Linked DNA regions of Mus musculus: region 2 is linked to region 1. The links are chromatin loops, found by intact Hi-C in ENCODE. Cell type or tissue: heart. All regions are shown on one strand. Each heading gives the region's core, and the rest is flanking DNA. Links, peaks and the distances in the headings are about the cores only. Region 1 overlaps Ttc27 (tetratricopeptide repeat domain 27). Region 2 overlaps Ttc27 (tetratricopeptide repeat domain 27).

Evidence for each region. A loop is a pair of places that touch in the nucleus more often than their neighbours do. Peaks named below come from ENCODE experiments on the same cell type or tissue, not always from the same donor. Only the 100,000 strongest peaks of a DNase experiment are listed, where the experiment ranks them.
Region 2: it touches region 1 in a loop (2.2-fold over the local background); 5 of 42 quality-filtered maps call a loop at or near these places.

The regions. Positions count from the first base shown.
Region 1 is chr17:74,860,405-74,876,309 of GRCm38, forward strand. Ttc27 (tetratricopeptide repeat domain 27) reads left to right here. Exons shown (of 20, transcript NM_152817.4): 19 at 1,642-1,742; 20 at 2,930-3,166. The coding sequence ends at 3,052. Among named protein-coding and RNA genes, the nearest start is that of Gm31759, 82 kb to the right of the region's middle. In heart, for the core only: no CTCF peak of the experiment used is centred there; a DNase peak (open chromatin) is centred at 6,687; H3K27ac peaks cover 5,880 bases.
Region 2 is chr17:74,801,636-74,817,540 of GRCm38, forward strand. The region is part of intron 13 of Ttc27 (tetratricopeptide repeat domain 27); the gene reads left to right. Among named protein-coding and RNA genes, the nearest start is that of Ttc27, 92 kb to the left of the region's middle. In heart, for the core only: CTCF peaks have their summits at 9,380 (motif pointing right) and 9,580; no DNase peak of the experiment used is centred there; H3K27ac peaks cover 725 bases.

The DNA of each region.
Region 1 (15,905 bases), core at 3,038-11,037:
TGAGGCTCGGTGGAGTCTAATCATTGTTCTGAGATAGAAACCTGAAGCCCAAGGATTCTTGCCGGCCACAGTTATTATTAATTAGGATTAAAGCTATTTTGCTGGGCCGCAGGTTGTTTCTTCTGATTGCTTAGCGTCTGCAGCTGTGGTCTGTGAAGCTGTAGTTTTAAACTATGATCTGCAATTTAGTGGACATAATTTTTAATAATCTATTGTTTATGTGTATGAGTGTTTTCTTGTGTGTGTGTCAGAGCTCATTTGTGTGCAGTGCCTGCAGTCTAGAAGAGGGCACCAGGTCCTGAAACTGGGTTCTTGGCAGTCGTGACCTACTTACTGTCTGGGTCCTGGCAGTTGAACTCCGGTCCTCTGGAACAGCACTAAGTGCTCTTAACCACCTCTCCAGCTCATGAACATAATTTTAAGAAACAAAAAAGTAAAAACAACGGAAAGATCCCAGCCCCGTCTGTGCAGGGGCTGCAGTTGTTCACACAAGGCATCCTCCTCTGGGAGGAGTAGTCTCCCGTCAGAATTCCGTCTCAGAGAAGCAGGCTCCCAGAATGCCAAAGGCCGTTTCTAGGGATGAGAGATTCCCTCAGTGCTGATGCCAGAAGTGGCTTGGGAGTCGGGGTGCCTGGCCATGCTTCCACTCCCTGGGTGCAGATGTGCAGATTGATGGTGCCAGTTCTCCGGGGATGCTGTAAACTTTGAGAATTAAAAATGCAGCAAGTTGGGGCTGGTGAGATGGCTCAGTGGGTAAGAGCACCCGACTGCTCTTCCGAAGGTCCGAAGTTCAAATCCCAGCAACCACATGGTGGCTCACAACCACCTGTAATGAGATCTGATGCCCTCTTCTGGAGTGTCTGAAGACAGCTACAGTGTACTTAATTATAATAAATAAATCTTTAAAAAAAAAAAAATGCAGCAAGTTTTTTTAATGGGCTGGAGAGTTGACTCAGCAGTGAAGAGCACTAACTGCTTTTCCAGAGGTCCTCAGTTCAATTCCCAGCAGTCGCATGGTGGCTCACAACCATCTTTAATGGGATCTAATGCCCTCTTCTGGTGTGTCTGAAGATGGCTACAGCGTACTCACATCATTAGATAGATAGATAGATAGATAGATCTTTTTTAAAAATGCAGCAAGCTTGTGAGCTTGGCACATGTGGTGTGTCACTTTGCTGGGCCAGTCAGATGCGCAACCGCCTTAGTGACTTGGGACCGTGGAAGCCTACTGAGATGCACTGCATCTTGGTCCTCTGTCCATCTTGGGCCTTGCTTTCCAGTGAGGCTTTATTTGCCTGCCTCATTCACTGGTGTGTGTGCATGTATATGTGTGGGTTTGTGTACGTACATGTGTGTGTGATCCCCGCCTAATGGAACTCATCCGAATTCTCCTTAGCAGTGCTCTCTTATATAGGATGAAGGATGGAGGGTCAGAATGTAACTCAGTGGCAGACGAGGGCTTGCCCAGCGTGCACAGGCCTGGGTTTGATTTCCCAGTACCACCAAGGAGAAAAAAGTGAAGGGGGAGGGGCTAGGGAAGTACAAACTTGTAAAGCTGATTATTGTGAATTCTTAGTAAAGGGCTGCTTTGTCATCCTGTAGATGAACAGCGCTAATGCCTTCCCTGCGTTCATCTTGCAGTGGCTATGAAATGCGCTGAGAGCAAGTCCATTCCCCAGGAAGCTGTACAAACACTTTCTTCAGTTCGACTCAATTTACGTGGCTTGTTATCCAAAGCAAAGGTAAGAATGACCTGCGAGTTCACTAGAACTGTGGGCTTGAAAGGCCATCAGCGTCAGGTCACTGCTGCTAAAGGAAATAAGTAAGTAAGTGAAAGGCAGACTGAACTCCACTTTAAAGTGAAAGTGAGTAGAGAGAACTGTCAGAGCCTGGGCAGGCTTGGTCTGCAGGGCTCTGCCCTCTGTTGTCTGCCTAGAGACGACAGCAGGAGGTCAGCTCCTAGAGCCCAGGTAAACAAACAACAATACAAACATCTGCACAGAAACTATTCATTGAAATAGCCTCTGCTCGCAGGTCTTTCAGGCCAGGTCCTCTCAGGACAGAGCAAGTCCTCTGTCCTCAGCACCTCATCTTTGTGCAAGTCACAGCCAAGAATGGCGTGAGGGCTGTCGGTGGAGCCCAGGGAGCTAAGTCAGATGCCCTGCAGGTGCAGCAGATTGATGCCCTGGAGATTTGTGGTTCTTTCTAAGCCTCAGTTTCTCGCTGCTCCTCCTTGCTACGTTGAGGAGGACTGCATGTTCATTGTGATTTGTAAGTACTGTGATTCCTGGGTCAGAATATGCTGTGTGTGTTCAGGCTCTTTGCCTAGAAGATGGTTTTTTCTTCTCCACACACTGTAGCAATGTTTCTGTCAGTCTGTTAGGATGTGCTATTGAACAATACAAATCTATTCAATTGGGATGAAAACAATGTATAGCAAGGCGAATACATTATATGTCACAGTGAGACAGATGTCTACTCTATGCAAGCCTACCTGCCTCCCCTCCCTGCCCATGTATGCTTATAAAATCTTGAAGCTGGTTTTCCTGACTCACCAGGCATGCACAGTAGATAGAATTTTGTTAGGACGAATGAACATCATTCATTCAAACACTATTGGATAACATTGACAAAAGCAGTGAACATTTACGAACAGAGTAGAGATTTGAACCCACGGCCTTGGACCCTCTGGGCAAGTGCTCTAGCAGTGAACTGTAGTTGGAGAGCTCTTGAGTCTGTAAGTTCAGGCACACAGTTTGCATTTGTACCTTTCTGGGGTCTGAGCAGACACTGCATTGCTGCTGCACAGTTAGAGTTGCACTGTGCAGAGAGCACTGGGTTCCAGATTGCTATAATGACTTAATACCATGTCTGTATTGTGTGGAAGAAATTTTCACCTTTTGATGGCTGTACTGCTTTTACATTGCAGCAGAATTTTACAGATGTGGTAAGTGGAGAAGTCTCTGGAGAGCTCGCCAGTGAAATAGCAGCTGTGAATGCTCTGGAGGCAGAGCTGCAAGACCTCAGCAACCAGCTTCGAAACCGGTACTGACTGAAAAGCAGCTTGTGGCGCAGTCTCTTCTGCTTTCTCCAATTCCTCCAGTACCTGTATTTCTGAAACACAAGATACCCGTTTTTAAAATAAATTTGTTTGCTGGCAAACGTCCTTATTTTGTGATGTTCTCAGATGTTTGCACTTGTGAAGTTCATTACACAGAAAAATTGTTTATACCTTTGGTTATTGGTAAGTTCAGGATTTGCACTCTTGAAGCATTCTGGCACAAGGAGGCCAGCACAGGGTTCATCCTTGCTCAGCCCCACATGAGCATATCATTCTTTGGAAAAACTTAGTATAAATGAGGTGGGGGACACTGAGATACCACAAGCTTGTGGAATCATTAGCTTGGCTCCATTACTGTCCTAAAATGAGAAAAGAGTGGATTTGGCGCTGGAGACACTTACACTTGTTGGGGTCTTGTGTTTGTGTCAGACACAGACTTAGCTAAGTTGGAAGTGTGAGTGTGGTTTAGCTTCCAGATCAAGAAACAGCAAGAAAAGAAGGGGTACACCCACATTATGACTCTATCATTAGCCACTAGGAAACGGGCTGTTAGCTCTTCATGGTGAAACTGCCAGGCCCAAGGACGTTGTTTGATAAGCTTACTGTGGGTAGAGACAGCTAGAAATGGTGCCCTCTATCAATGCCTGACTGAGATGCTTGTCAGTAATGGCGGTGGACATGTATCCTGAAGGTAGCTGCTGAGCTTACTCTCACCACAGAAGTCAGAGAAAGGAATTGTTTGGTTTCTGGCCTGCGTTGCTCAGATTTGGGTCCCATGCACAGTGTGAATCACTTGTCCCTTGTATTTTCCATGTTCTTATTTGTAATTGGGAATAATTTCTACCGCTAGTTTCTTTCTGGTTTTAGCTGTCTTTGGAATTTAACATTTCATGATCCATCAACATAAAGTAGTCTTAACACTTAGAGGATCTTTAAAAAAATTCTTTCATAGGTGAATTTTGCTTATGAATGCTTACCAGTTCTAAATATTCTTAATTCCTTAGCCATCTGCTTCTCTTTTCTATTATCATACTAGCTTTCCAGGGGAATAAATATGTCCAAAGTTTCTGCTCTAAAAGACAGTACTCCTGAAAAAGTTCAGTGTCATGAGATGGTAACAGGAATTATGACTTAGTCGTTTAGGGAAGCCACTGGGGAGTGGGGTGGGTGGGTGAATATCGGGCAGATAGGACGTGAATGTGGATGGTGGGTGGCAATGGGTGGAGCAAGGCTTTAAGTGAACGCTTTGTCAGTACCTAGCAGGTAAAAGAGAGATGGGAAGAAAAGAAATGCCCAAAAGAACATGAGTTCTGAAATCAAGTGAACAAATGAATCAATTTATTCTCCTTTTAGTTCCAGTTGTAGCAGTCACAAACCACACTGCAAAGCAGTCACCTGCATTCTGTTGTCTTCTCCATAGCTATGCTGAGTCACAGCCTCTCTTTTGTCATGGGCTGTTTGCTCAAAAGAGAGCTGCTGATGTTTTCCTTTGGAGGTGTAGACCAAAACCAAAAAAGGGAGTGATGTGACATGGTGGGTGTGGGATTGTGGGTGTGGCGTGGTGGATCTGGAATCGTAGGCGTGGTGGGGTGCTCTCACCTAGCGTCAGCTTTTGTGGTGAGGACCACTCATCTGATCACTGCTGTGGAGTCTCCGTGCAATGTGTCATCTATTTTGGCTAAATACTGTATTTCCACCTGTCTTAATTTTTGTAGTTTCAACATTGGTTTTCTAGTACTAATGTCTCTTTTTCAGAATCATTCTTTTGCTTTGTAAGCTGCCAGAAGAGAAGAGATGTCATTCCAAAACTTAGCTAGCAGCAGTCAGTCGCTGAATCAATATTACTGGCCAGCTGTCACGTCTCTCTCTGAGCCCTGTCAGCTCAGCTCTGGAAAGAGAAGAAATAGGCAGATCCCAAAACCCGAGTTTTCCCTGCTGCTTGGATAGGCTCTCCCAATAATTGGTTGATTTGCCTTCTCTCGTGAACAGTGGGACCACGTTGACAGTGTGCCTTTCTTTCTTTCTTTTTTTTTTTTTTTTTTTTTTTTTTTTTTTTTTTTTTTTTGGTTTTTTCAAGACAGGGTTTCTCTGTGTAGCCCTGGCTGTCCTGGAACTCACTCTGTAGACCAGGCTGGCCTCGAACTCAGAAATCCGCCTGCCTCTGCCTCCCGAGTGCTGGGATTGACAGTTTGCCTTTCTTCACTGAGTTCCCCAAGAAATTCTGTGAGGTCTTAGTTGATAATAGCCTATGATTTGTTAGGATTATTAATTAGTAAATTCCTTGTCAGCCTTTTCCCAGAGATGAAGCATATTTAACTAGGACCCTGAGTGAGTATAGACAAGTGGAAGTGAACTACAGAGCCCTGTAGACTACTCTGGCTCATTTAAGGGCGGAACACGTGGCCCTCTGTTATGTGAAGCTTCATCATGATAGCGAGGGACCCAAACGCTGAAGAAAATGATAGACTTTCCATGTCACTTTTGTTCCTATTGGGTGTGTTGTTAGTGCCACCCACTCAGAAACGTGGGACAATTGATGAGCATATGCTGCGGTCTACTACCTCCCAGACTCAGTTTGAGGACTGTGACGTACCCTCAGGTCTTGGTAGCTCGGGCTCTGCAGGACCTTATCCAGTTTATACCACTAGTTGTAGTTCTACCAGCTCAAAGCTGTACTTGAGCCCAATGAAAAGGGTTTGGTTTTTGTTTCCATTTTGTTTTTATAACATCCATGTCAACCTAAGTTGCTGTTTAGATAAGAACTCTCCTGGCCAAGAGTGAGGAATAAAATCTCCGAAGTGGATGCCACACACTTCCTGTCTGCCTGTTCATTCAGCAGGCCCTGAAGTGAGATGGCCAAGAGCCTTCATTCGGGTGGAGGGGCCCGTGCTGTGGCAATGCAGCTGGGTTTCTCACAGCACGCAGGAGAGCTTATAAATAGATAGACTTCAATCAACATGCTGCTTACTCAGGTATGCGCTCAAATATAGTAGCTGTATTCCTTAGACAGACGCTGCCACTAAACCCAGGACTATACTAATAAGAGCATAATCCTCGTGGGCTGCAGGTAGCCTTGGGCTCCGCCTTTCACAGCCAAGACCTAATAATAATTGTGGCTCGTTTGCTCTTCACCAGGAGAACGCAAAAGCTGAGCTGGCTCTTGAATTGTTTCCTCTGTGCTTTCAGTTAGCAGGAGTGGAGATGTGTGGCTTGCAGCAGAGGCCGTGTAAACCCTGGGCTGTGTGGCTGGGTGTACCTCTTGCTACTTGGCATGGTACACTTTCTCCTCCCCCTGGTTAACAACATCTGTGCCCATAGACTGTTTTAGTTTTTCCTTTGACCTTCGGACAAACAGCCGCTAATGCATTATGTGACTCCTTTTGCAGTATCAGAGTTTGGCTTTCTATGGGCAATTTTTATTCTATTTTATTTTATTTTGCCCCTTCCTTGGGCTTGGCTTTGTTCAGCCACACTGTCCTCCTCCCACGTTCTGCAGAGCTGGCTGTAATTAGTTCGCTTAACACAACACCAAAAAATTTCCCCTTGCCAGTGATGTCAGATCTGCCTTCCCTTTTATTATTCTGACTTATAAACTGCAGTGACCCGTGAGTCACCCTCGCCATCTCCTGGCCCTGTGCCCACATTGTGATCTATGAAAAGGGAGTCCTGCCAAGGGCTACAAGGCGGAAAACTGATATTATTATGGTCTTCTGAATGGTAACTCTGAGCCATTTTTTAATCTTTTGTGATGTTCTTGCCAGAAAGGGGGAGGGGATGGTAAATCATAGCAAAGTGAAGGAGCTAACCCACGCATGGCTAACTTTCTCCAGACAGGGGGCTCAAGTGGCTATCAGTATCTGTATAGAGTTAGTGCTGCTCACAGGCCAATGTGTGCTTTCAGGAGACTCAGAGACTCATAACCTCTCAGGCCTGTGTCTTCATCTATAGCCTTGTAGAGCAGGCATATAATAACATCAGCAGCCAAGAAGAGGCATCAGGGCTTTGGAAATGAAAATATGTAACAGAAAAACAGGGCAAGTAAGAAACCATTTGATGATAACCACTGGCACAATGCTAGCTGTAGACTCCTAGGGCTCCCCATGGTCTAGTGCTTGCAAAGCCCTGCTGTTCTCTGGGTTTCCATCTGTAGCGAGCTTTCCCTTGTTTCTGGGCTGAGGGTGAGGCTAAGGAAAGGGGCAGTGGAGAATGATGGACTATTTTATTTTATTTTATTTTATTTTATTTGTTAGGTAAAGGAAGAAAGGAGCCAAGTTAGAAAGATAAAGGGAAAAGGTGGTACGGATGGATGGCCGGAAGGAAGAAGAGACTAAGGATGGGGAAACAATCAGGAGGGGGGAGGCTGTGGGCAGGGACTGGAGAGGAGGGTATCAAAGCCTGGTATTGCATGAGCAGCAGTGCCATGGCAGGCCTCTTTAGTTGGTACAGCTAATGTATAACAGGTTTCTATAAGATGAAGTGGGCAGTTGACTGCCTGGATTAACTAGACTGAAAGCCCAGCTTTTATCCCTTCCTAGCTATGGCCACAGTCGAGCCCCCCAACCTCCCTGAGCCTCAGTCTCCTCAACTGCTGGCCAGCCAGAGTTATCAGAGGACTTAGGTGAAGTTTTCTGTGTGCAGATAAGACAAGTAACTCTTGGTGTCATCGAAACGGGCATTGCTGATGATCTGTCAGTTCTCAGGGGCCGTGAAGTCCCTGGATGAGGGCGACCTGCAGCGTGGCTCCAGTTTCTATAATCCCTGGTGTGTTTTGGGGGTGCAGGGGGGCGGTCATAGCCCTGTATTTTGAGAAACGATGGTGCAGAATATCTCAGTTGTCTGTGGAGCTTCAACGCTACTTATTGAAATCGTCGGCCTCTAGGAAGTCTGGTGCCAGGGCTGATAAAGCAGTCTCAGTAATTCTACAGCTGCTTGGCCAGAGACAGGCTTATGTCTCAGCAGTGCCTCCCCCTTTCCCCTTCTTCCTCTCTTCCCCCCACCGCTCCTCCTCCTCTTCCTCTTTCCTCCTCCTCTCTCTTTCTCCCTCTCCCCTTCCTTCTCCTCCTCTCTGATCCCCTCCCCTCCCCTCCCACTCTTTCTAAAGCTTCTCCCTAACAAGACCCCCCCCCATTTTTATATCTTGTTTGTTTTAACAACCCACTGAACTTAATTAGGGATATTTGCAGTCACGTGGGTGTGAGGTTATTTACTGAAGTGTGGGTAACTTACCAGTGCTTGTGTCATGAAGAAAATGACTTCCAGTCTGTCATTCAGCAGCCGTTAGCTGTCAGTAGCTCCCCAGAGAGGGTGGGGCCTCTGAGCCCCTCCATTATACCATGCTGGTGGTTGGCAGAGACAGTTGTTTAAAAGATTGGCCTACATTCAAGTTAGAAGTTGTTTAAAGACGTGACAAGGAGCCAGGTGTGGTGGCCCGTTCCCATAATCCCAGCTGTTGGGAGGCTGACTGAAGCAGGGGGATTAGACATTTGAGGTCAGCCTGGGCTACCTGGGGGAGATGGTTAGCGCCAGAGAGAGGGTGAGGTGTTTGTGTGTGCCTGGCATTTATAAGCCAATAAAAAGAAAGAAAACCAAACAACCCAACTAAAGAATTGAGCATTGTGCTAAAGGGAATAGCCAAATATAAATACAAAACAAGTGCTAAGACTCAACTTGAGTCATGAAATTAAAATCAGAGATGAGCACAGACTCTATCAGTGGCTAATGGTTAAGTGGCAGTACCTACTACGTGCTCCTGAGAGAGGAAAGTGACTGCCGGGAATGACAGCTTTATATAAGCACTCTTCCTAGAAACCCTGCCGATCTTTTGAAGCTGTGCATACCCTACAGCCCACCAACTTTGCTCTAGATGCACACAGTGCAAATCTGTCCATGTGTGGACCGTAGCTCTCACAGAGGCTTGTCTGCAGCAGCATTGTTCATCAGAGGCCCCGGGTAGAAGCCCTTCACCCGTCTACCAGAGGTAGACTTGGACCAGGCGTGCAGTCCAACAGTCTGCGTCGATGATAATGAATTCCCTACAGCCACAGCAGCATCGGTGGATTTCTTAACACCCTGTATGCATGCTTTCTTTCCCCCTGTGGACATAATAGAAGCTCAAAGAGCAGTGGAATTAAGCTACGTTATTCACTGCCTCGTGCTTGGTGTTAAGTCAGTAAAAAAGGAGAGGTAGTGATTACCTCAGGGTGAGTGAAACTGGTTGCTCTTGTGGGTTCAGGTGGGTGTTGGCTGGGAGGTACATAAAGGGCTCTGGGGAGTAGCAAAGTCACCTTCATTAACTGGGGTGGCGGTTAATGTGGTTCTTGTGCCATGAGTCATTGAGCTGAGTGGTTTTGTTCTGTGCCTTGTTCCAAATGTGTATTGTATTCACAGTGGAAAACTCCAAACGTGAGCAGCAGCGTGGCCGCACTCAGTATGATCTCTGGAGTGTGGTTCACACAGCCCCAACTCCACCCCTGTCTGTCCGTCCGTCTGCCTGCCTGCCTGCCTATTTCTCTGTCTCTCTAAATCTGTCTGCCCCCACCCTCTCATTAAGAGAAAGTATATGGCTTTTCGAAGTGAGATTTGACAATAGAAACCCAAAGTGAACTGCATATAACTAATCTCTCCATTCACCCCGACCACCAAACCTCTCCTCAAAGAGTTTAACATTGCACAACTCTAAGTTGCTAACTCCCTGGCATAACTTGTATTGTTTGACACTGTACTCTAGACTCTTCCCTTCTTTGATGTCTTTCAGCCCAGAGCCTATGCCTTTCCACATTGGTGTCTGGGGAAACGCTGGGGGCTAACCTAAGGGAGGCTGGGCCTTACTCACTGACTGAGCATGCTCATCTTAGTGGCTGGAGCCAGCTTCTCACATTTCTTGAAAAGTGTGGTGTTGACATGTTTAATATCCTGTGGCATTTCCACCAGGCACTGTCGTGTGATGGAAAAATTCAGCGATAACGTCTGAAGGCCAAGTTGACTAGCAAGGCCGTGCATGAGACGCTCTGCCTCACAGCTCTGGCTGGGTGGTAACTTTTGTCTGAGCTGTCTGAGAAGTTACTGATCGGCATATCTAGCAGGATCCACAAAGCATCAGTTACAGGGACAGTGCTTATGTGTGCCTGGATCTGGAACAACAACAAAAAAGGTGAAATTTTACCCACGACCGCATAGGGATGATAAATGGAAGACCAGTGCATTACACAAAGGAAAAAGATAACCCTAAGGTTTGAGGCTTTTCTGGAAGAATTCCAAGAATGTATATGGCAAGGGGAGGGATGTCTCAGGGCAATCCATTAATAGCTGGTGACCTGTAGATCAAAGGCACAGTGCTTTATGAATCGTCACCAACACTCATCCCATTGCCCCCTGTCTCACTGTCCCTCTTCTGTCTGTCCTAACGATGTTCCTCCAAGAATCCCAAATCAGTCCTGGCAGCATTTGCTTTCCCATCTTCAGGAATGCAGCTGGCACATTCTTTATGTGAAGGAAGCACTCCTGGGAAGGATATGAACCAGACGGAGTATCTTATTTCATCCACACACAACTCCAGTGTCCGGGCCCTGAGCAGGGCTGAGGATTTGAATGGAAGGAGACTGGCAGAGCTTCATTCTGCAAACAGCCATGCATGCGGTTGGGGATGCAGGGGATGGGTGTTCACTGTGAGGAGGAGCTCTGTGGTTGCCCAGTCCCCTGCATCTTAGGACCCCATCTCTCTAAGGCAGTACTCACCGACACAATTTTTAATCCTTGACTGTGACGTTCCATGGAGTGAACTCTTTCTCTGCATGGATCCCAAGATCTGTCAGGTCATTTGGCCATAATTGTTTGAAAATTCCTCCTCATTTCACTGTGAGTTTTGTGAATTTTAATAAGAATTCTGTGAAATACTGAGATGACAGACAGGCCTCCAGAGATGGCACCAAGAGATCCCTGTCTGGTGCATTTACAGTCCTATGGAACCCCTTTCCTGGAGGATGGTGGTTTTACAATAAAATCCTGGCAATGGTGAAAGGATGTTTCTCCCAAAGTTATGAGAGACTCAGCAGCTCCCTGTCTGCTTTTGATAACGTAAGGCGCCGTGGTGGAGAGGCATGGAGGGCCTGCAACCTCCAAAGTGCAGAAGAAGGCAAGGAACCAAAGTCCCATGGTGCCATCAGCCAAATCCTACCAGCAATCACTTCATAGAAGCAAATCTACCCCAAGTTGAGCCTTCCATCAAGACCCTAGCCCTGACTGACACCTTGATGGCAGCTTTTTGAGATGCTCTGAAGTAAGAGCTGCCTCCCCCCAGCCTCAAAAACAGGTAATACCAAGGGCCTCTCCTCCCATTGATGGCCAACTAGGCAAAACTAGGAAAGGGGATAACATTTGAAATATAAATAAAGAAAATACCTTTAAAAAAAAGACCAGAGGTAATAAATGTGTTGTTTTAAGTTGCTTAGCAATAGATAGCTAACGGTGGATTCTGTCACCTTTACCCCCTATAATATATTCCTTAATAGTCATTAACTACAGGGTTATATTTTACAATTTCAACTATTGTGCAGATTAAACTCAGTGTGCTTTGTTCGTGTGGCCTATTGCATTGCAATCTGTCATCTTTTGAGATACAGGAAAAATGACTGGCAGCATTAATAATCTTGCATAGGGCTTGAGAGATGGCTCAGTGGTTAAGAGCACAGACTGCTCTCCAGAGGTCCTGAGTTCAATTCCCAGCAAGCACATGGTGGCTCACAACCATCTGTAATTAAATCTGACGCCCTCTTCTGGTGTGTCTGAAGACAGCGACAGTGTACTCACATATTAAAAAAAGAAAAAGAAAAGACTCTTGTGTAGAACACAGCTCTCTGGTTATATCATGACTCTGCTTCAAGACCCTCTGAAGTTCCCTGAGGCACGGGCTTTTCTGTACATGTGTCATGTGGCTCTGAACCACTGCCCTGAGCAGTTTTCCCATTGCTGCAGGCACCTCAAGATTCTATTAAAGAGTTGGTGCCCAGCATCTTCCTGGAGCCTGCCTGTTTATCCATCTTCTCTCCCCCTGCCTGGGAAAGAAGTGTCGTAGCTGCCAGTCAGCCCTGACAGCAGCAGCAACCACAAGTATGAGAAAGGAAAGAAGGCTGAGAGTGGGGAGACCTTGGAAGGATGCTCTTCCTTGTGCTTGCTGATAGAAACCACCCCCGAGCCCCTCCCTAAACCACCGAAGAATCCATCTTTCGCCCAGGCCTCCGAAACCTAAAACAAAAGTCTATCTTCAAGGACATCTGCCCAGCAACTGTCTGTGGTTCACTGTGGCCAAAGATTATTGTTTCAAAATATCTGATGTAACTCCTCGTTTTTGTCTCTGAAAACTGCCTGGCCTCGCTTCCTTAAATACACCCATTGTTGACTGTGGCACGCACTCTCCCATGGCAGCGTGGAGCTCTCCCCAAGTAATTGCCAGTGTTTCTGGTAACCTTCCTGGTTGTGTTTCTTCATTTTGTAAAATGACACGACCTTCACGATGCGCTCTCTTCCCCTTGCCACTTCTTGTCAGCAGTGGAGAACACTTCTTCAAGATCTCCCCTTTCAGGTTTCTTCAGACCCCTAAGCCAGATGTTATGTCCCCTCTTTCTAACCTTCCCACACACGGCACTTTTGTTTTTGCTTTGAGTGGTATCTTACTCTGACCATCATCCTGAGTGGCTCTCCACCCTGTCTCTGGTTCTGCCTCTTCTGGTCACACAAGTGAAAGTAAAGGCTCTCTCAGGATAGGAATGGTTGTCCCTCATTCCCTGTGTGGCCCAGTTCTTGAGGAGTTCTTGAGGAACAGTTTGCTCAAGACTCTATAGTCAAAACTAGGTCCCCTGTCACTTAACGGATGCTAAAGAGCATCTTCTGTGGGTCAGGCCCTGTGGTTTATGCTTAGGGCACAAAACTTGGCTACAAAGTATTTTTGCCCTAAAGAATGTTAAGGTTGGGCTAGAGAGATGGCTCAGCAGTTAAGAGCACTGACTGCTCTTCCAGAGGTCCTGAGTTCAAATCCCAGCAACCACATGGTGGCTCACAACCATCTGTAATGAGATCTGAATGAGACCTGATGCCATCTTCTGGTGTACCTGAAGACAGCCACAGTGTACTTATAATAAGCAAACAAACAAACAAATCTTTAAAACAAAAAACAAACCAAAAATGAATGTATAGGTTTAATGTGATTCCAAACACTAGGTTATAATAGTCCAATGTCATGAGTGCAGAGACCCTGTTACTACTGCCTTCAAGCCATTCACAGACCCCATTACCCACTGTCTACAAGCCATTCACAGACCCCATTACCCACTGTCTTATTTGACACAGCCTGGAGAGGAAGGGATGAGTTATCTCAAAATGCAGTTGTCCAGGAGTCAAGGTATAAAAATCCAATCTAGTCTCCTTGAGTGTGTGTTTCTTTCCTTTCCTTTTTCCCCTTCCACTCTAACTGCCTTGCCAGCAGCCTTCTCTGCTGGTCTTGTGATGAATGAAGCACATGCCCTTCCTTCCAGGAGCTTAGCAGAGGGTGGCAAGACAAAGGTCAGATGGGGCTCATAGGAGCCGGTTAATAAAACAGAATCCAAAATGTGTGATGAACTCCAAATGTAGGCATACTTCCAATCCTAATTTAATAATCATTTTCACCTAAAAACCTTTCTCTTCCCTCCATACCCCTGCCAAGAGATGATCTCATTCCTCTGGGTATTTTTCTTTTAAATGGGCCTCTCTCTCTCTCTCTCTCTCTCTCTCTCTCTCTCTCTCTCTCTCTCTCTCTCTCTGTGTGTGTGTGTGTGTGTGTGTGTGTGTGTGTGTGTGTGTGTGTGTATGTGTGTAGGCTCATGTCACTGTGTGTATGTTGAGGTCAGAGAGACAAGCTTAGGTGCTAGCTCTCCTCTTTCAACTTTGAGGCTAGATCCCTTGTTTGCTACTATTATGCCAGGCCAGCTGGCCCATGGGTTTCTGGGAATTCTCCTGCCTCTGTCCCTTAAATCAGTGTAGGAGCAGTGGGATTGCAGATGTACTACTGTGCCTGGCTTTCCATTGACTTTTGGCCTGGTTTTCTAGTTCTACAATTATAAACCATGACGATTGACTTGGATTATACTTCCACATCACAGTGATCATTGGAGGAAGTCAGGACAGGAAGGCAAACAGCAGGGACTGCTGTATACTGGCTCACTCCTCAGGCTGTTTTCCTATAGAACCCAGGACTAGCAGCCCAGGGATGCCACCACCCACAACGGAATCCCATCAATCACTAACTAAGAAAATGTTCTACAAGCTTGCCAACAGCCCAGTCTGATGGAGGCTTTTTCTCAATTGAGGTTCTCTCCTCTCAAATGACTTCAACTTGTGTCAAGTTGACAGACAACTAGCCAGCACAGTTATAAAGATTCAAACTCTAACACTTGCAGGACAAGTGCCCTACCCATTAAGCAATCTCCACAGCCCCTCTCTTTGGGGGTTTGTTCATTGAACTTCAGAGCTATGGGCTCATTGGTCACCCAGTTTAGAGAAAGAAGAAAGGACAGAATAAGAGCCTGTGTACCTTAATGTTTTCTTAATGATTAGTGTTAAGATTCCGTTTGTGGTCTACCATGAGGCTAGGGCAATAGCTACATTTGGATCCTGTGTCTACAGTCTGCTGTCAGCACTCCCAGGGGTCATACTGTGCCCTCGCCGTGGTCTTTCAAGCTGCCTCAGCTGTAAGATGGGGTAAGCGTATATCATCCTGGAGCTGTATGCAGATGGGCATTCACGTGCTGGGCTACCACAGGGGCAGGGCAAGCATTAATCCCTTTCCTCTGTTTCTTTAAGCTGGACAAAGTAGGGTTAGAAATTGTGAGTCTATGAGAACTAATTATTTCCAGCTCACACATCCAACCACCGCAGCACATTTACCACAACAGGCCTGGGGAAGCACACCCAGAACCCCAGCACTGGGGACCCTGACACAGGAGGATCTTGGTTTTGAAGTCAGCTGGGCCTCTTCAGTGAGACCCCCATCTCACAGGGAAAAACAAAAGACCAGATCTTTCTCCATTGGTCCTGGCTGCGTGTCCCTCGCTGTTTCTTTGTCTCTGTGGAGGTGGCTGAGAACATATGTTCATTGTATCTGTACTTAAAGGGGTTCTCTGGAATTCTCTCATTTTCTCCAGATGACCTTGAGAAAGAAAAGGGTATTTGTGTTGGCACACACAGCCAAGGGAGAACACGTGTATGGGTGGAACATATATATCCAGTCATAGATGGAGATGTGAATATTTTTGGCTTACAAATTGATTTTCCTTTGCTATTATTCTCAGGCCAAGGAAGCCCCAATTACTTCAGGACTTTCCTGGAGTAATTAATTCACCTGGATGGTTTTCCTCTCCTCCCTTCCTGTAGGTCCCTGCTCAGGAACTTGTTCTTCATTACCCAGAGATTGTTAAGCCAGGGAGTGCCTGCTCCGGAAAGAGGCTGTGTTAGAGGCACACAAAGACACAGGGGCTAAAGGAAACGGAGAACACACCCATGTGCTCTCCGTCTCTCTGATCCTTGTCTGAGGGATGCTCTGTCCCAGGCAGATCTTGGAAATGTCCACAGAGGAAGAAGGGCACTGGGAAGGAGAGGGTCCACAGGGCGGTGAGTGGACCGAGGCCTCACAAGTGGAATTTGCTTTAAATACCAAAAGTCATAGCAGAACCAGAACGGTTCAGTGGCACTGAGGACGTAGAAGCATTTAGAGGCAGCCCGGGTCAGTGGGTGTGATGGCTGGTAGTGGATGGGACCCTCAACTGAAGAACTGCTGGGCCAGGTTGCCATGTGAGACGGCATTCTCTTGATTATT
Region 2 (15,905 bases), core at 4,734-12,733, 57 kb before region 1:
TAGCCCCTTATCAAATTCAGTCTTGACAACAATTTGTGTGATAATCCCCATTTTTAATACCTTTGGTCATACATTTCTTGATGCACTGTACAGTGTGACATGACTGAACATGAGTTTTGAGTGGTGATTGTATCATCTTCCATTGATTTTTATGAAACCTTGGTTTTTACTTACCATCTCCATGGCAGATTTAAATATTCTGTAGTTAATAACTAATGCTGGAAATTAATATGGCAGCAGTTACTTCTTAACCAGCTAGTTCCCCAAATAACCACACAGAGACCTCTTAATATTTCAAAGCTTAGGCCTTGGCTGGCAGACTCTTCAACTAGCTCATCTAAGTTAGCCTGCCCACCTAGCTCCATCTAGCCACGTGGCTAGCTATACCTTTCAGGCCAGTAGTCACATCTGTTTCTTCTTATGTCGCCTAGTGAAAAGCCTTCCCCTTTCTTCTTTCCAGAGTTCTTTTCTCATTCCCAGGCAATCCCCCCTTCCTCTTCCTACTGCGAGATCACAGGCTTTAGCCTTTTATTGACCAGTTAACTTGGGGAGCAAGGTTTGTACAACAAAATCTGGTGTATGTGAGAATTCGTTCACGTTACACCAACTAGACCTTGAGGCACAGAATTTAGCATTTGAACACATAGCAGCACCAGACCAGCTTCAACATACACTGATAGTGGATGGAGAAAAAGGCATTAACACAGTTTCTCTTACTGCTTTGTAGACATTTCTTTAGCTGAACTTTTTAGTGGCACTACAGAGGCCGCCTCCTCAGTGGTATCGTACTGTCATTGGTACAATGACAGGTGAAGCCCAGCGAGGAAGAGCGTGCACACACTTGCTTTGTCTCAGGCTGTGGTGCAAGTTGGTGAGCTACAAGTTCACACTCAAGAACCTTGTAATCAAGCTCCAAACACGTGTAAAAAAGTCATTATGTTGTAAGTAAGTGTTTGACTTTGTGTTGGGCCACCTTTACAGCCATCCTGGAGCCCATAGTTGCTCAGGCACCCCTGAGTTAGAATTTGCTACTGATATTTTCAGGACTGTCAGAAGCCGCGTGCCTCTTTGAGCATACTGCTGGTATTGAAATACAGATGATCTGACTGTGGAGCCAACAGGTTTTTTTCCTTAGTTGAGGTTATAAAAATACATATATAACACGTAATTTGCCATTTCTGAATGTGCAGTTCATTAATATGAAGTAGGTTCATACTGTTGGGCAACTGGTCTCCACAACATTTTCATCTGTGAAACTGAAACTAAATCTGTTAGGCGAGTCCTTGTTTCCCTTTCTTTAAACCTCTGGCAGCCACATTGCTTTCCTTTTGACTGACTCAGCTATTCTACCTCTACTGACTTCACAGAGCAGAGTCATATAGGAGTCTTCTTTTTCCTTACGTAGATGAGTGTTTGACCTGCATGTGTGTAAATATACACCATGTGTGTAGTGTCTGCAGAGGCCAGAAGAGGTCATTGGATTCCCCTGGAACTGGGGTTACAGACATTTGTGAGCTACCCGAAGGGTACTGGGAACCTAATCCTGGTCACCTCCTGGAGCAGCAGTGCTCTTAACTTCTGAGCCATCTTTCCAGCCCTCAGTATTCATCTTTGATGACTGGTTTATTCCACTTAGTGTAGTGCCCTCAGGGCTCATCCATGCTACAATAGCTATTCGAACCTCTTCCTTACAAGACTGGATCATATCCCATTGCTACAATCTGTTCCCCTGCTTACTGGATAGAGATGTGGATTGCCTGTTATGAATTGTGCTGAAATGATAGGAAAATAGGTACATAAAAAGGTAGACCTGGTAGTCCTTTACACTGAATTTTTGAATGCTTTCAAAAATTAGCTTTCAGGGCTGGAGAGATGGCTCATCAGTTAAGAGCACTGACTGCTCTCCCAGAGTTCCTGAGTTCAATTCTCAGCAACCACATGGTGGCTCACAACCATCTGTAATGGGATCCAATGTCCTCTTCTGGTATGTCTGAAGACAGAAACAGTGTACTTATATAATAAATAAATAAATAAATAAATAAATAAGCAAGCTTTCAAAGAATCAGGTTTCATTAGAGTATTCTTCAAACAAAATTTAAGGTGTGTGTGTGTGCGTGTGCGTGTGCGTGTGCGTGTGTGTGTGTTGTAATGAGAATAACACTTAGTGTCCTCCAAAGCTGGTGACAGGTAGCAGTCTGGGGAAGAGTAGGACATTCACATACAATGTCTCTGCTGAAGTTGATGGGGATAACGTGACAACAAAGATGCTTAATGTATAACTTTGGAGTTGGTTTTCATTGGCAACTGTACCAATGCAGTGATTCTTATTACATATGATTTTGCAACTTCTGGAGATAATTTTGACTTTCATAAAGGGGAAGTGAGGGCATGTGCTATTGGCTTGTGAAAGGGAGAGATATCAGAGATGTTGCGGGGCAAAAATCCCATGATGAAATATCTCAGTGCACAGCATAGCTGTTTATACAAGCTTTTCTGGCCTTTCATGTCAGTAGCATTTGGTTGAAGAAACATGCCCTAATTTAAATCAGTCTTTCCCCCTCTCACATACAGAGAATAGGATGTGTTCAGCTTTGAGAGACAAGTCGTACTTGAGTAGGTTATGGAGGCTTACACTGCAGAGCTTAAGGAGCAAAGGCTGAGTTGTGGGCTGGAGGGACGGGAGAACTGGTAAACAGGCCGATTTTTCAGAGCCAGAGGAAATAGGGCCTTTACAATGGGAATGCTAGATTGACTCAGGCTATCAAATGTCTTAAACGTTAGGCTACACTCACTGACTTTTTTGTTTGGTTGTTAGGGAACCACTAAAGTTGATTTATGCCATGCTTCGCCTTCAGTGCAGGAATGGGGTGTGCACAGAGGGACGCAGGACCATTGTTTTGTGCACACAGCTATGGGAGGGGGCACTAGATAGCCTGGGTAAGAAGCCGGTAGCAAGCTACACTTGCAGGGGAGTTATTGGTGCGGGAGGGACACTGGAACAAAGCGATGATTTGGGGGAAGTTGCAAGGGAAGAGTTACAGGCTAATGGCTTTGTTATACAATTTAGAACTAATTACTGAGACACAGAAGTGACAGCTGTTCAAAGCACAGTCACAATACAGACAGATATTATGTGAGGATACTTTGCCGCCTGCCATGTGTCTTCAATCCAGGCAGACCGAAACAAAAGCCAAAATACACAGGCATTTATTTGGTGCTCCAGTCTGTATAACTGCTACAAACTGTAACTCAAACACTAGACTTAGTAACTTGTGACCCAAGTTACTAAGTTGGATGTCTCTGAAGAGCTGTCATTACTGTGTGCTGTCTCTTTTGAGTGCCACAAGAAAGAGAAGATAGAACTTTAAAAAACAATGTTGTCCATAAGGTTAGTTTCAATGTGAGATCTTGGTAAATGGGGAGAGGCATCTGCAGAGCATCGATGTCAAAGCAGCACGGTTTGGCTTTGTGTTGAGGGATGGGCTCCTGCGCTAACCTGCTGTTTACGGTGCTTTTCTCAGAGAGCCAGAAGACACGCACCACTTACATTAGTGCTGCCATCCACTCAGACCCACCCATTTCCCCCCACAAGACTCAAGAAACTAGCAAAATTTAATCTTGGGCTTCAGGGACCTAAGTACTAAACACTGAGGTAAGAGGGGAGAAATCTAACCAAATCTCCATAGGTTGACATGTAAAACTTGAGTTCTTGTTTCTATTGTTAGTCATTCTTCCCCTTGTTCTGACTTTTATGCAAAAAGTAAGAATGGCTTGCTTAGATATCAGTTTGTATAGCAGGGATAAAGGAAAATGTTCATTCCTGTCATGCGATCCAACCCAGCTCAACACATGTTGTTTTCTTTTCTTTCCTTTTCTGTTGCTCTCTCTTTTGAAAAGCTTCTTTTCTCCTTAACTCCTCTACTTGGCTAACAGAGACCTCACCTTTGTAAGGTCATGTGATGTCACTGGGAGTAAGGACTTGAGACTCAGGTAACCAGGAGGACTGGAGAGGGGAGTAGTTCTGCTGCTGGATGGGGAAGGGGAGGCATAGTGCTGATGTGAGGGGAGGTGGTTGTTGAATGAGGGATGGGAAGCGCAAGGATGCTGAGAGAGGAGCTGGCTTCTCAGCTGGAGAGAGCTTGAGGAGAGCCATGGATTCTAGTGTTCATATGACTGTCCAGTGTATGCTTGCTCTTTAGGGGGCCCATCCAGGAAGGGTTTGGCTTTAGTTCTGTAAGGATTGACATTGTTTTAATTCCTTAATTCAAGATTTTAATTCTACTTTGGACTGGGGGGCAGCTAAGGGGAGCGAGGGGAGGGAAGCAGACAAGCTCACAACTGCCTGTAGCTCCAACCCCTGCAGATCAGCGCCCTCTTCAGGCCTCCAGCAGCACCTGCACTCATGTGCACAAACACTCAGATACACATATACAGAACCTAAAAAAGTAAAAGTAAATCGTTTGTTTGTTTGTTTGTTTTGTTTTTTTCGAGACAGAGTTTCTCTGTATAGCCCTGGCTGTCCTGGAATTCACTTTTTAGACCAGGCTGGCCTCCAACTCAGAATTCTATCTGCCTGCCTCTACCTCCTGAGTGCTGGGATTAAAGGTGTGCACCACCACGCCCGGCTGTTTTTGTTTTTGTTTTTTTTTTTTTAAATAAATCTTAAAAGGAAAAGAAGGGTATATCCAAATGTAACTTGCAGCTATGAGGTGAGGATCTTTTCTTTTTTGTTTTTCTCTAGCATTTCACTTTTTATATAGGGCAAATGAAAATGAGCAAAATTAGTTTTAATAGATTAATTTGTTGTAATAGTGTAGGGTTTTGATCTATTCAAACATTCTGGATAAAAGGTATTAAAATTCTGGATAAAATTCCATCTGTCATGGGACAAATCTAACATTTCTAAGTGCTGCTATAAATTCATGTATGCTAGACAGATATTGACGATGAAGTTACTTGTTTTAGAGGACACAAATTGCACACAATAAGATGCCATTTTGCTTCATGTATTTCCTGGTAAGCGGCTTCTGTGTTGTTGCTAATAGTGGTGGTGGCAGTATGATGAGATACTGACTCACTTTGTCTCCCAAAATGGTCCAGAATTCACAGTCCTCTTGCCTCGGCCTCCTGAGTCCTGGATTATATTTGAACCAACATACTTGATAGATATTTGATTTGGGGTTTTTAAATACAGTAGTCTTTAAATCCCCCAACATGATAAAATCAACAACTGCTAAATAGTTAATAGATATGCTTTTTAAAAATCATCAATTTGAAATTGTTTTAGTATTCTTTGTCTTTTCGGAAAGGTGGTTGCTTGGATAGGTGGTTACGTAGTTATGTGACTAAACAGTATCAATGGCCTGCCATAGAGCAGGTGCAGATGTGGCATGCATTAGCTGGGCCAGCCTATGAGCAGAGAGCAAAGAGCTTGTGCTGGAAAAGAACAAAAGGAGAACCAGTTTGTGAACCACTTAAGGCCCTGCTTTAGGGTTATCTAACTCTACGGGTAGGGGACTCTATTGTGATTTTGTGTAAATGACGGCACACATAGTATTGTTGAAAGTTTAACTGTGACTTCAGCTGTGAGCAGGAGCAGGAAGGAGCAGGAAGGAGCAGGAGCAGGAAGGAGCAAGAATAGGTTGAGGTTTGCTACAAAGGAAAATTTTCGAGTTTACCCTTGGATTGGCATGATTGAAGGAAGCCTTGGAACCAGTGTGAATGCCAGATGCTGTGTGTGTATGTGTGTCTGTGTCTGTGTCTGTGTCTGTGTCTGTGTCTGTGTCTGTGTCTGTGTGTAGTACAGGGGGATTGAACCCGAGTGTTGGCACATGGCAACTATACATTATACTACGCAGCAACATCTCCTGACTCAGATGTCTCTTAAATTAGCCACAGGAAATTCAGGAAGAAGGGAAAGTACCTTTTTGCAGGAGATGTGATATGGTTTTGGGTGTTAAATAGGAGGTGACGGTGCTGTGTTAAAGCAAAGATAGCTGACAGTCCCTTAGAGCTAAAAGCCTGAGTGAAAAGCCATTGTATAGAGCATGCAGATGCTGCTCCTCGGACTTAAATTGAAACTGCAGTAGTAAGCAAATGTCTTAGAGAACATTGTACCAGCTTAGAATATGAGACCGAGCCCTGTACTCTGGACATCTCCAGTGACTGGAGGAAGGTAGGAGAAGGACACTGCCAGAAATACAAATGAAATGGAATATACTCGGGTCAACACAGCACATTGGCCAGAGGGGAAAGAACTAAGGGAAGGGATCATAGAAATGAAACTATCAGGGTGATGCCAAATGCTATAACATTCATAGAAAGCCAAGAACTGGTCCCTGGCTTGAAGCCTGCTGGTGACGATCAAAAACAGACTCTGAGGACTGAAGAGTGGGTGCGGTGAGACAGCAGATTACTATCAGTAACCTGCTTCCTAGGGAGATGGTGGTCAAATGCAGTGCTGAACCGAGAATAGACAGCTAAGTAAAGAGATACTAGACGGCCTTGTTTTATTGCAGGCAGAAGTGAAACACTGGTGGACAAAGGTGAAGGGAAGCCAGTGGCAGTGCTGAGTGGTAGGGGGCAGTCAACGGGACTAATGCTTTCCTGAGACTGGAGCTTTTTAAAGCACTGATGATCTAAGCTAGGATGTAACGTGGATTCCTTTAGCAGTATTGAGAGATGCAAAAGCTTGTTAAGATGCAGGCTTGCAATCCTTTGTTTTTTGTGTGTCAGTGGGGAGAGGAGAGGTGTGAGTCCCCTGTGAGCAGTGGTAGAATAAATGGGCAGTGTGCTTTTGCTGCCTAGAGGCGAATGAAGCAACAATGGATGGTCAGGAAAGGCCTGATGGAGAAGTGATTTTCACTGAGCACTTAAAGAAGGGTTAGATTCACAGAAGTGAAACTGGGGGCATGTCTTCTGGGAATAATATATTCTGCATGTGCAAACACCAGTCATTTAGAAAGCAAAGATTCTTGGTGACTGTAGAGTTCTGACTTTATTCTATTCTATCCTAATAGTAACACAGCAAGGAGTTTTACATATGACCAGGCTTCAGGTACTGACTTTTAAGCACTCTGTAGATACTCTTAGCCAGCGGCACAATCACCAAGATCCTTAATGTTTTTACTAACTTTATAGATGAAGAATTAGAAGTGTCAGTTTGTACCAGCCGCTGTAGTTGATGAAGACAGGAGTTGATATTCAGCCTGGACATTTGCCCTAGCTTCAGAGCTCTTAACTTCTCGGTTTGACCTCTGTAGGAGATTGTGGAGGACACAGTGCCATATTGGCCAAGGCCAAGTCTAGAGCGTCCTGAATACCTTCAGCTGTTAGCGTAGACGTTGTTTCCCGTCAACAAAGAGTCACTGGGCTATTGGAAGAAGCAGAATAAAGTTGTAAGATTGGAGCTGTCTGGCACAGGGTGCCCAGTGAATCTCCTGAGCTCTCCCTGTGAGTCAGACCTTTGAATCATGGTTCATCCCAAGGCCTGGGCCATACTCACCCTTATGTACAGGGCAAATGTTGCCTGTCCTTTTAGTGGTTTTTGTTTTGAGGCAGGATCTTACTGTGTAGGCTAGGTTGGCTTTGAGCTTGTCATTTTTCTGCTTCAGCCTCCCTAACACTGGGTTTATGGCATGTGACACTATGCCTGACTCATTTTAGTTTTTGAAAGGATAAAGTATCTACATTTGAAATGTGACCCAATAATTTCTGTCGTAAAGTTATTACTTGTGGTAGAAAATTCAAGGAGGTTGGTGTTCCCTTTTCAAAGAGCAGACAGGATGGACATATGTGAATAATATGTACAGAAAAAAAAGAGTCTTTTTCTTTCTTTCTCATATTGGCTAGCAATAAAAAAAAGAAAGGAAGGAAGGAAAAAAAAAAGAAAGGAAGGAAGGGAAAAAAAAGAAAGAAACTCCTAAGGCTTAATTTTACAGCTGCCAAGAACCCTGTGGTAGCGTCTGGGCCGTGATAGAGTGGGGAAGGTGGAAACCCTGCCTGATGCCTGCTTGGTTCTGAGACCTAGGAACCCCAGAGGCATGGCACAGGCCGGTCTGTTCTGTGCCTGCATAAGGTGGAAAGCCGAGTCTGCAATCACTCCACTGCTCGGAAAAGCAGAGCCAGCATACGTATGGGCTAGCTCAGTTCTGGTGCAGTCAGCTCTCTGCAGCAAACGTGCAACTGTCTCTCCCGCCTGTTGCTCTGCAAGGTGATGAGAGAAATCACTCTTGCCCGTTATCTGTAGCCAACAGGGAGATAAACCTTCTGGGAAGGTCTCGGGAGCAGATGACTTACGTGGTGTAAGTTTTCTGGAAAGAAGAGGCAAATAACAGAATAGCTGTAAACATCCAAACAAGAAACAGCATTAAACAACCAATAGTAGAATTCTTTTACAACAGTAAAAGGAAAATTAAGGAAACTATCCCCTTAGGGAGACAGTAAAACTGACAGGTTAAAGAGTGTTCTCCTTCAGTGAGGGGAATATTAGAGTGCAAGTATGGTGATGCACGACTTAAGAGCATGGAGCATGTCTTGGGGAAAGCCACTACCAAACAGAGGTGGCAGTGATCTTGGATTTGGCCTAAGGGTATTTCCTGTTTGTTGAACTATATTCAACAGCTTGTTTTCATTTGTGCCATGAGACTGAGGTAGGGAAGAAGGCACAGGATAGAGAACGGGGCGTGCCTTTAGGGCTAGATTATGTTAACCTTTAGTTCATGTGACAGACAGACGCCAACCAGTTGGTCCCGAAGGGACATAGCAGAAATTGTGAACTTGTTTATTCATGTGGACAGCGCCCCATTCCCACCCCCAAGCCCCCCAGTCCCTTAGGAAGAAGGAACTCTGGGTAGCAAGTCAGAAAACTGGCGAGGCAGTGGTGGTGCACGCCTTTAATCCCAGCACTTGGGAGGCAGAGGCAGGCAGATCTCTGAGTTCAAGGTCAGCCTGGTCTACAGAGTGAGTTCCAGGACAGCCGGGACTACACAGAGAAACTCTGTCTTGAAAACAAAACAAAACAAAACAAAAGGAAATTGTGATATCCAAGCAAGTGGTATTTCTGTCTGTTTCCTTCGTGCTGTAAAGTTATCTTTTTAGTCATAAAAGTAATTTTACTCATTCTCTAGTGGCCTTAGATGGCTAATTTCTATTTTTGGTGTTGAAGTTTATAAAGTGCTGTAATTGCTCTCCTCACTACCCAACACTGCACTCCAGAAACTAGTAATCATGAAGCTTTGAGTAAACTTCCTCTATAGACCATGTTTTTCTCTTGGCCTCTTTTGAATTGATTTCTAAGGCCTCTAATTGAATAGACTCCCTTTATATCTCTTCAAATCTGCTGATTCCAAATACTGTCTTGTATGACCAATGTATTTATCCCACCACTAGATGGCACCAGTGTACCTCAGAACCCTATCACTTCTGGGGAGTCCCAGAGCCTTGGAATTATAGCCTGGTTTAACACCCCCCCCCCCTTAACATCCAGGAACTGAGTCTCTGAGGTTGCGTATTACAGCTGAAGCCACGCAGGTGCTCAGAGTCTCCTGAGTCAGCCATCGTCTGCTCACTTCTGTTATACTCTCTCTGATGCTAGGGGGCCATATTCCAGCCACTTGTGGTTTTGTTTTTGTTTTTTGTTTTAAGTTATTTAAAATATTTAAGCAATCATTATTTAAATACAGGCATCACATTATTTAAAATAAACAGTTGTTTTGCTTTTGTTTTTTGCATTGACTCCCATACAGTGGACTCTGGCTTCCATAGGTCATGGCCAGCAATAGCAATGGCCTCCTGGCTTGCTCTAGATGTGTGAGCTCTATAGAAATCTCAACAGAGCCTTTCTGCCAAGTGCTTGTTTCCATTTTTGGCAAGACCCTTTTGATGCTCCCCTCCATCTGAACATGCCCACCCCTCTGTTGCTGCTTCTCTGTCTGTGCATGGCCTGACAAGGCAGCCTTTGGGGAAGGACTCATTTGTGTTCTGAAGGTACATGTTACTGCATTATTTCCCCCCGTCTTTCGGTACTGGTGACTGGGGTGGTGTGATGATTTGTATGTTTGGGCTAGGAAGTGACATTATTAGGAGGTGTGGCCTTCTTGGAGTAGGTGTGTCACTGTGGGTGGTGTGGGCTTTAATACCCGAGTCCTAGCTGCCTAGAAGCTAGTATTCTCCTAGTGACCTGAAGTTGAAGATGTAGACACCTGCACTGTGCCTGCATGCATGCTGCAGTGCTCCTGCCTTGATGATAATGGACTGAAGCTCTGAACCTGTAAGCAGCCTCCATTAAATCCTGCCTTTATAAGAGTTGCCTTGGTCATGGTGTCTGCTCACAGTAGTAAAGCCCTAACTAAGACAGGTGTATTGTCATAAACCATAGCTCATGTGCGGGTAGGATGGTATATTGAGAGGCAGTGTGGTGCGGTGGGGAGGGTGAGGCTTGGAGTAACACTGATGTGGTTGAACACCTCCTATGTTCAGCATTTCCTTAATGAGGGTGACATTCATTACCTAGCAGAGTTTCTGTGAGGAATACATGAAGTTGTAAATGGAAAGCTCGTAGTGTCAGGGCCTGGCATACTTAGTAGATGCTTGTTAAGGTGACTAGAAAGAGGGAACAGGAATGATTATAGTATATGAAAGGTTGGAATGAGATGTGGCTAGGCAAAATTAGTATATACTATTGTTAACAGAAATTTTGGGTTCTTAGTTCCATTAATAAGGTAATTTTAGAATAGACTTTAATGGAAAATTATGTATAATTTTATTAGTATTCAAAAAAATTCGCAGAGCAGGCAAGCTGTAAATCCCAACAGCTGTCTGGAGGAGGAGACTGGAGAGATAAGGAATACCCTGTCCTTTGAGTTAAGCTGGTGTGGAGGTGAGACACATGGTGACACATAGGGGCTTGGAGATGTTGTTTAGAGAGAGAAAGAGTAAGGAAGCCCAATGTACTAGAAAAGGCATATTTAGGTTCTGGCCAGCACCTTAAAGAGAAAAAAAAGGGAAAAGAAAAGCTGTACATTTGTACTCAGAAAAGTGGGCACGCTCACAGAGTCACTGAGGCTCTTGACTGTACTCGAGGCTGGAGGAGAATACGTCATCAAAGGGCTCATTATTCTACTGTTTCTATAGCATGGTTTAAGATGAGCTTGCCTTCCTGGGGGTAATCCTGCCTTCCTGAGGGGTGGTCTGTAGGCTTAGATATTTTCAAAATCTACTTTATTTAGGATTCTTAAATGCTCCAACCTCCCTTCTAGCCCACTGATCAGAGGTAGGGGAGAAAGGTGATTAAGAGGAAAAGGGGGTTGTGGACCTGTTTGAAGTAGTTCCTTGGGAGCAGTTCCACTCTTTGTTGTCAGGATACCAGCAGTCCAGTTCAATAACAAACACCAAATACAGATCAGTAGTGGCAACTTGATTTAACAGAAACAGCAAGGCAAGCAGCCAGAATGAGCTGGAACACCCTGAGAATTCCTTTGATGTAATTCTATGAAGTGAGGACTAGTGAAGAAGAGTGCAAGAGCATCCTCTCAGTTTATGGCCTTCCATTTATCTTCTTTCTAGACATCACACATCCTCTCAAGGGTCTGTTTTCAGCAAAGCATCACATGCCCTCTGTACTGGCTAGTTTTGTGTCAACTTGACACAGCTGGAGTTATCACAGAGAAAGGAGCTTCAGTTAAGGAAATGCCTCTGTAAGATCCAACTGTAAGGCATTTTTTCAATTAGTGATCAAGGGGAAAAAGCCCCTTGTGGGTGGTGCCAACTCTGGGCTGGTAGTTTTGGGTTCTATAAGAGAGCAGGCTGAGCAAGCCAGGGGAGGCAAGCCAATAAGAACATCCCTCCATGGCCTCTGCATCAGCTCCTGCTTCCTGACCTGCTTGAGTTCCAGTCCTGACTTCTTTGGTGATGAACAGCAGCATGGAAGTGTAAGCCAAATAAACCCTTTCCTCCCCAACTTGCTTCTTGGTCATGATGTTTGTGCAAGAATAGAAACCCTGACTAAGACACCCTCTTACAAAGACACCTTCCAAAAAGCATGTGACACAACAGAGTACACAACAGAGTTGTTAAAGAAACCGGAAATTTTCACTTCATATCCCCCATTCTGTTTTTTTTTAATAAGAGTTGTCTTTTTCTCTGTCATTAACAACCTACATGCAATAGAAATAATTATGAGAACCATAAAACTAGAACTTTATACCATATTTTAGATAAGGTGCTTGTATACAACATATCAAACAGAAGTCAAGCAAAACAACCTTAAAATTTTATCATTAAATATTCAGAGCAACCTTAAATTTCCATCGAAATACAATAATGAAACAAAACGACCTTAAATTTCTATTATTAGACAATAGTCGAACAAAACAATCTTAAATTTCTATCATTATACACCTATGCCAAAGTAAAATATTTAAGACTAGTAGGCTAATTGGTTATTTATTTATTTATTTATTGTTAGTCCCCATTTCCCCTCCTTTTCTCCATTTTTAGATAGAAGAGAAAGATCTCTGATTTAAACATTGTTTTGTTTCCTCCCGGACCATAACCAGTATCAGCCAACCACTCTAGATGATAAACAACCATTACATGTCAAACAACCAAAAACATCCATCCTATCTTTTGGTAATAGGGGAGTCATGTTCTTAAAATTACTTGTCTGGAAGTAAGGATATCTTTTTGGTACCCTGTGAAATTTTGGATATTGGCCAAATCCTGGGAAAGCTAGCTGTATTTTTTTATTTTGTCCAGTCTCTGTGTTGTCTCTCCAGTCTCTTTATAAGTTTTGTTGGTATTCATATTTTTTCAGTCCTTGTAGATACATAAACATAACTATATCCTCAACTTAAAACTATTGCAGGCTTCCATTTTAATGTCAACTTATAGTATATTGGGTTGGCTTACTTCCTCAGTTATATTGATAACCCAGTGTCTCTCAGCTGTTCCTTTTCCACCAACATTAAGAAAATTTAGGGTTAACAAAGCATTATCTAGTCTGTCCCTGCGGGTTTTTACTCTTCCTTTTTGTTTAATAAGCATCTCTTTTAAATTACGATTGACTCTTTCTACAACTGCTTTTCCTATAGGATTGATTGTGTAGTATACATACCAGAAATATGTTTTATATTGTAATATGCACAGAATTGCTTTATCTTATTGGAAACATATTCATGAGCGTTATTGGTCTTAATTTGCGCAGGTATCCCCATAATTGCCATTATTTCTAATAAGTGTGTAATTACACAAGCAGCCTTTTCAGCTCTTAAAGCAGCTGCCCATTGAAACCCTGAGCACCTATCAGTGGTATGGCGTATATACCTTTGTTTTCCAAATTCTGCAAAATGAAAAAGATAATTTCTTTTGGTACCACTAGGGTTACTGTAAGGTGGTTCTGAAGTTTGGTTGTATAGAGAACATATAGGACATTTTTTATTTCTGTGGCTTTGTTGCCAAGTGATAGAAGTTTTTTTTCTTTAAATCTTTACTGTTAATGTTTTTCATGAAATTTTGAGGCTTCTAACATATTTTCTATTAGTAATTCATCAATTTCCTCATTTCTGTGAGCTAATAGACCTAGCAAGCCTGTATGAGACTGAATATGAGTAATATATAATTGATAGTTTCTACTTCTGATGGCCTGTTGCAATTGTGTAAATAGCAAAGTTAATTCTGAATTAACTTCGGTATGAGAAATTCAGCAGTCTATATGCCAAACAACTCTTTCTGAATATAAAGAAATAGTAATTATATTAAGAGATTCAGGATAATCTAATCATACTGTAAGAATTGAATACAGTTTTGATTTTTGAACTGAGGTATATAGACTTTTGGTCACTTTGCTTATTTTGTGTGACTTATAACCTGCCATCCCCATCTGGTTCGCATCTACATAGAATATTGCTGCTTCTGGAATTGATGTTCTCTTTACAATATGTGGAAGAATCCAATTAGTTCTTTTTATAAACTATATATGTTTGCTTTTTGAATATTTGTTAATAATTCTTCTCTAAGTTACATCAAGCTCTTGCCAATTTTATGAGTACTTAATCAAATTGTAGGTCTCAGCCAGTAAATATCTCCCAAAAATTTTTGAAAATTGTTCTGAGTTTGTAATTGGTTCCTACTGATCTGTACCTTCTGTGGTCATTTTTTTTTGTTGTTGGCTAATTTTATAACTAAGTGAATCTCCTCTTTGTATTTATTCTGAAGAAATTTGTACCACCACACCCTGCTGGCCACCCCCTTAACCCTCTCCCCCCCCCCCCAGCATGGCAGAATTCTTTGTATTTCTTTTCTTTTTTTTTTTTTTTTTTTTTTTGCAACAATCAAGTCAGTTTTATTGAAAAATTTCTCTGTGGCATGTGTCTTGTTTTCGGGAACATTTTACTTATCTACTGTAAAACTTTTTTCAACAGAGGAGTGAATCATTTCAAATAGAGAATGCTGTTATTTTATGTAATAGTATAAACTGTTATTTTACCACTGCTTATCATTAGTAGATTATATATCAAGAAACTATTTTCTTTCATTACTCATGGGATAAAAGTCTTTATCATTAAAGTTGTATCATGGTGTCATAATAATCCAGTGTTTATGAATCAGGGCTCTCTAGAGGAATGCAACTGATAGGATGAATACAAGTGTGTTTGATTTATTCGAGTGACTTAGAGGTTGTAGTTCCAGGAGTCCAACACATAGATGTCTCCTGGAGGAAAGGTCGAGAATCTGATAGCTGTCCACCTCATGTGCCTGAAGGTCTCAACAGTTCATGTCTGGGCCTGGAATTCCAGAGAACTGTTGCTCTTTAGTCTGTGTCAGATCCTGAAGATGTACCTTCTAACACCAGCAAATGAATGTCTCAGCAATAGGGCAGGCGGGTTTGCCAGCACAAACGAGGGCACAGAGACAGAAAGAAAGCAAAGCTCTCTTCTTCAATGCGGTTTTATGTGGGCTGCCTTCAGAAAGTGTATCCCCCATCAGGGAGGGGGTCTTTCAACCTTCAGTGATCCAGATTTCAGGTGGGTCTTCACACTCAAAAGAGCTAATCCAAAAGAACAAAACATATATAGAACCCTTACAGGTATGCTCAGCTCTAGTCAAGTAGACAACTAAGAACAGCCATCATCCATCACCTATTTGTATATTTTGGATACAACTAAGGCTAGGTGACTCATTGATTCTGCCTTTATATTTCTTTAAACATTTTCTCTAAAGAAGCTTCATCAGAATCAGCCAACAAAATGCCATCCATGTAATGATAAATGATAGACTGAGGAGATTACCCATGAATTTATTGTACCAAATATTGACATAAAGTTGGACTCTTTAACATTACCTGTGGAAGTACCTTCTAGTGGCATCTCTTTAGTGGGTGATTATTATTCAAAGTAGGTACTGAGAAAGCAAACCTTTTCCTATTCTGCTCATGTAAGGATACAGTAAAATAGCAGTCTCTCAAGTCAATTATTATTATAGGCCATGATCTCAGTAACAAAGAAGGTGAAGGAAGTCCAGGCTGTAAAGGACCCAGTGTTTGAATTACTTTTTACTGCTCTTAAATCTGTTATTGTTCTGTAGTTTTCTGATTTTTGTTTTTAACAACAAACATGAGAATTCCATCGGCTGGTAGGCTCTTCTATATGTTGAGCCCCCAGCTGTTCTTGTACCATTGTTCAAGTGCCTGCAACTTTTCTTTTATTATGGCTCACTGCTCTTGCCACACAGGTTGGTTTGCTAACCATTTTAGGGGCAAGGCTGTTGGTATGTTAGCAGTGGCCCCTTTTATAAATTTGGAAAACTCAATCCTTGTGTTGTCTTGTGTTTGGACAGTGGGCACAGCTTGTGATTGTTCCCAATTATCAGTATCAATACTTTCCCTAGGAGCATCCACCAGATCACCC